Linked DNA regions of Mus musculus: region 2 is linked to region 1. A link is a loop called in an ENCODE intact Hi-C map of the cell type or tissue named here. Cell type or tissue: heart. All regions are shown on one strand. Links, peaks and the distances in the headings refer to the core of each region. The heading gives the core; the rest is flanking DNA.

What was found. A loop is a pair of places that touch in the nucleus more often than their neighbours do. Peaks named below come from ENCODE experiments on the same cell type or tissue, not always from the same donor. Only the 100,000 strongest peaks of a DNase experiment are listed, where the experiment ranks them.
Region 2: a loop joins it to region 1, with 2.3 times the contacts of the local background. A loop is called at or near these places in 5 of 42 quality-filtered maps.

Annotation. Positions count from the first base shown.
Region 1 is chr2:103,981,256-103,984,057 of GRCm38, reverse strand. Lmo2 (LIM domain only 2) reads right to left here. Exons shown (of 3, transcript NM_008505.4): 3 at 2,180-2,802. Among named protein-coding and RNA genes, the nearest start is that of Gm38515, 1.8 kb to the right of the region's middle. In heart, for the core only: a CTCF peak has its summit at 1,624 (motif pointing right); a DNase peak (open chromatin) is centred at 1,637; H3K27me3 peaks cover 892 bases.
Region 2 is chr2:103,800,732-103,803,533 of GRCm38, reverse strand. No RefSeq gene overlaps it. Among named protein-coding and RNA genes, the nearest start is that of Caprin1, 4.5 kb to the right of the region's middle. In heart, for the core only: no CTCF peak of the experiment used is centred there; no DNase peak of the experiment used is centred there.

The sequences.
Region 1 (2,802 bases), core at 259-2,758:
AGAGAGAGAGAGAGAGAGAGAGAGAGAGAGAGAAAGGTGGTATCAGAGATCCCTTTGTTAGAATGGTGACAATCTGGACTAATTACCTCATAAATCTTAATATGAGTTGTACTATTATAGCTGGGATTAGCAATAAAGTTTATATTACCCAGGCAGAGATCATTTTATTTAATACTGGGTTTAGCCAAGCATGGTGGTGTATGACCATGTTACTAGCACTTGGGAGTAAGAAGTTCAGAATCAGCCAGGGTTATATAGTGAGCTCTGGGATATTCTAGGCAACAAGGAGACTCTGTCTCCAACAAAAATCCAAGAAAAACAATTACATAGCAATAATTACTATTACTGTCGCTGCTGGCGTGGTTAAAACACTAGGCTAACCTCTATAGCATCTGCCTAGGTCGCGTGAAGGCTTTGGTTCAATTTTGAACATCATAAATTGGAACACACATATACTTGCAAGATGTATAACAGAACAGGCATTGTACGGATTAGAAATATCTGCACAGGCTCAAATGGAAATACCTGCTAGGATCCAGCGGGCTCATCTTGGTAATTTATGTGTTATGCGGAAGAAGAACATACAAATCACATATCGGCAGCAGCTTGCGGCTTAAGAACGGGATTAAATATAAAAGGCTGGTTCTGCCTTGGCTTCGTTCGTGATGGAAATACAGGTGCAGCCCTCCACGATGTACCTTCTTTACACACGCTCATCCTGTGTCTAGCTCTCCAGGGAGAGTGAGGATGCCTGACATGTTAGTCTTTGGATAGGGATCCTCCACTCTTGTAAGCTCACTGCCATATCTGACTAGTTATAATTAAACAGAAGAGCATGGATTTAAAAATGTTAGACTGAATTGTGATGAAGTGTGTCAGATGAAGGATGAGCCAGCTGTTAGCCGAACAAGGTGCAGTCTCAGTTTCCGGCCCTTTGGTAAGCAGTGTTTGTCCACGTGTGTGAGTTCCTCGGTGGTTAACCAAAATACTAACCATACTAACCTGAATAGTAACAACTTCGAGCGTGTGATCCTGCTAGCTGGGAGTTGTGGTAAAACAGCCATTTTTAAGCTTCAGAGCACCCCCAGGTCTGTTCTTCAGTCACCCCCAGGTCTGTTCCAGGACAGGCAGCCCCCTGCTGAGTTTCTGCTTCTGTGTGCCTTGTGGGCTGGGTCTGTTCCCAGCAAGTTCATGCTGATGCTGGTAACCAGGCTCAGGGACGGTGGTTTGAGAACTGCTGAGTTAGAGCAAACATTCCCTCTGAGGGAGCACCTGCGGGCCACCTAGGCTGTGGTACGATATAATTGGATTTGTTTTAAATAGGCCACCTTAAGCAGTCAGATCTCCCAACCTCTTTGAGCATTTTACAGGCCAGGAGAGTCAGTCATTGCTTCATTATTCCTTCTCTAGAATTAAAGAGGGAAAAATAAACTCCAATGACAGAGACGTTAAAGTACTTTCAAGTTAATTAAACATAGCTTTAGCTGCATGCTTCTGACATCTTGATAATTAAACACATCTAGACTCACTGGTGTTTGCCAACGGTTTTATGAAATAATTGAAAATATATCCTTCATGGAGGTTTGTCATTCCCTGGGACACCCTTGGGCTGGTGGGTTGAGGAATGACCAGCAGGTGGCGCTTGAAGTCAGATAACGCCCCCGATGGGGGTGCAGGGACACAACAAGCCAAGGGGCCAGCTTTAAATCCTCAAAGTAAGGTCCTCTTAAGCACTTGTCATAAAACACCCTGAGACACACATCCTGGAAAATAGAAATGTCAGGCTCAGCATCTTTGCCACATTTCAAGCCAGGTAATTACCTTCTCTCCCAAAGGGAATCTATTTTATGTATTTGTGTGCTTTCTAGGTTACAAGTTTCCCAAAGGCAATGCTCTCCCTGCCTTCCCCTCACTCCACACAATGCCAACGTGAAATGCACATTTTACAATACCAACTTAATTATTCTATATCCCTCTGAGCTACGTGATGGCCTGTTACATAATTGCTGGTAATACAGAAACCTATATAAACCTCATATAAACCCTTGCAATAAATGGAAGCTTTTATTTGACCTAGAAATAAACTGTGTATTGACTTCACCTTTCCAAAGAGAAAAAAAAAAGCAAACCATTTCCCTGCTGGCCCAACCTGTAAGTCATTTCACATCAAGAACAGCACTGCATTTCAGCTTGTCATTTTTATTAAGTCTTCAGAATCGAGTTTTTTTTTTAATGACACACAACAAATACTTTGATATAATCTAAGATAATAAAATAGTTGAACAACTTTGACCTTTTTTTTTTAAGATTTACATTTGTATAGAAACAATCTGTGGGGCGCCTCACCTCAAAATGAAGGTGTCTAAAAACAGTGATTCATCAACATCGCTATAAATATTTGTCTGGTTGAAAGATGTGGATTTCATTCCCAACTGAAATGTACCTCCATGCAGTTTCCCTTGGCTCCAGAGCTTAAGGCCACGGGAAGGTGACCAAGGAAAAAAGAAAGAAAGAAAAAAAGAGTGACTATTTCTTCTCTCTTTCCTTTCCTAGTGTGAAGGACTGTGACTAGAACAGGGTAGTTACCAAAGCCAGGAAAAAATTAATTGCACAACTCTAGTCCATGAACACCAAGGTCACATCTAATCGATAGTTACCTGGGGAAGCCTATCAGGATGGCACAGTGCATGCTGGTCCCCAAATATTTCCTCCACTAATCTTGTCAGTTACTATGGCTAGCCTGTGACCATAAATTCTCTCTAAGGGCTGGTCCTTTTTGTCACTGAAGTCTCAGCCTTTGCA
Region 2 (2,802 bases), core at 47-2,546, 180 kb after region 1:
GCTGGGATTAAAGGCATGAGCTACCACTGCCCAGCTATGTGTTTGCCTTTTTACCTGACTGCTAAGTTGAGCTAGACACTTTGAGAATCCCAGGAGAGGGCTAAGCTCAGTAGCATACACCCTTAATCACACCTCTTGAGAGGCAGAGACAGGTCTCTGGGAGTTTGAGGCCAACCTGGTCTATATAGTTACCAGGGACAAGCAGGGCTTTGAGAGAATGTGTCTCAAAAAACCAAAACCAATATAAACAAACAAAAAACCCAATAAAACAAAACCAACCAACCAATCAAAGCCCCAAAACAAACCAAAACCAAGAAACAGACAAAACGCAAGCTGAACAACAATATGAACTAACCAGTGCCCCCGGAGCTCGTGTCTCTAGCTGCATATGTAGCAGAAGATGGCCTAGTCGGCCATCACTGGGAAGAGAGGCCCCTTGGTCTTGCAAACTTTATATGCCTCAGTATAGGGGAACGTCAGGGCCAAGAAGTGGGAGTGGGTAGGTAGGGGAGTGTGGGAGGGAGGTTATGGGGGGTATGTGGGACTTTTGGGATAGCATCTGAAATGTAAATGAAGAAAATACCTAATTAAAAACACACACACACAAAAGCTGAGCCATCTCACTGACCCTGAAAAGGATGCTTAGAATCTGGGGTCCAAGGACCAAGCATCAAAGGCTAACTACCAGAAACTGAATTATCTGCAGAGTTGGTGCCATCACCACACACCTTTGTGAAGAACTGTGTTAGTGTGAGAGAAAACTGGAATTTAATTTCAAGCGAACCATTAAAGAATAAAATATCAACAGCTTTGGGGCTCAGCTGGAAACCCAGAGTTGATCTTTAGCATTATATAAACCAGGATTGCTGGTTTATTCCAGCACTTGGGAGGTAGAGGATCAAAAGTTCAGGCCAGGGCTGGAGGGAAGGCTCAGTGTTTAAGAGAGCACTCTGTTCTTCCAGAGGGCTCAAGCTCTAGACCCAGCCTTCACACTGGGCTGCTCTAAAATACCTGTAACTCCAGCTCCAGCCCCTTTCTGGTCTCCATGGTATGGACACTCAAGATGTATATACTTATACTCAGAAACACACCCATCCACATAAAAATGTCCCCTCTAAAAAGAGCCCCTTCAGGTCATCCTTGGCTACATAGTAAGTTTGAGGCCAGCCCAGGCTACTTGAGTCCCTATCTCAAAAACAAGTAGGCAAACAAAAAACAGTATTTGGGAAAATTAAAAGTAACAAACCCTATTTTAAACATACTGTCTTTATAAAATATGTCCTATATCTAGGTATAACATTACAAGAAAAGCTGTACATAGGAGGATATAAATTACTATTTAGGCCAGTAAGACAGCAAAGAGATCAGCTATGGTAATCCCTGTCAAACTGATGCACTAATACAGAGGAAATATATGGACAAAAACATTTTGGCAGGCCTGATACTGCTTCTGAAAAGAGGTGAAAAGGCAAAGCTTACGATAAATGGACTATAGTTAGCTGAATTCACAGGAACGGGGGTATTAGAAAAGTATACCTGAGATATTTGATTTGTATTAAAATGAAAACAGAGATTTTAAGAGCCTTGTGTGTGACGTTCATACTTTCACCAGGTTTCTCAACATTTAGCTGAAGCAAAGATGCACTTGATGAAAAATCTATTTTGGTACACACGAACTTGACATCACCCAGCACTTAGGAGGCTGAAGCAGGCGGATTGCCATGAGTTCACAGCCCACTTGGGCTCCATAGTGAATTCAAGGCCAGTCTACTATTTAAGTGCTTCTGTTATTCAAAGTCACTATGGAAACCTCAGAAGGCTGTTGTCTCAAGGATTAAAATGTGTATCGGCTTGGGAAATCTGGGTTGTTAGAATGTACTATTGTGTATAGTTCCAAGGCTTAAGGACACTGGCAAGTGTTTTCCACTGCTCTGCACTCTCACTTGGGTTTGCTTAGAATACCCTTTATACTTTTCCTTTCACCAATACAGTGATTCTAATGGAAAAAAAAGTTAAAGTACTGCAGTGATTTAAGATTTTGCATAAACATTCCCCTTCTTTCAAACAGGAAACAGGCATATCTGGTTTACGGAGATCATTTTATTGGGCTAAGCAGGAAGTCAGCCTGAAGACACAGCTTTCCCTTAAATGTATTGGCCTTCCTGGACTTGCTGATACTTCTTGAGAAGATCAGAGCAGAAAGAAAAGAGGGGATTGAGATGACATAGTGTAGAAAGTGAAACCACAACAGTTATGTGTGTTCACCAGTGTTTCAGTTTCCCAAGTAGGTCCCTGACAGAATATTGTCTCTTGATCCTCTTACTGTCTTCGGTGTCATGTAACTCTGGCATATGTTGTATGTCTGGAGAATTTGACTAACTTCTAGAGCCAGCCGTGGAGATATGTGCCTGTAATCCCATCCCTCAGGAAGCTTTGGCAGTAGTACAGTGAGTTCAAAATGGCTTGAGCTACACAGTGAGATCCTGTCTTAACAGCCCCCCTTTCCCACTACTGGAAATACCTCTGACAGTCTTGTCATTTTTGGAGACACGGTTTCTCTGTGTAGCCCTGGGGGTCCTGAACTATCCAGACTGGTCTCACACTCAGAGTTCAGGATGCCTTTGCCTCCCAAGTTCTAGGCCTGTGACACCACTGCCTACGGATACCTTTGATAGTCTCACAGCATAGTAACCAACAGCCTCTCTGGCAGTCTGGTCTACTGAGCACGACTACAAGCAGAGCCTTCTGTTTAAGGCAGGGCTTTGAATACTTGTGTTACAGAAGAGGGAGAGATAGTATTTT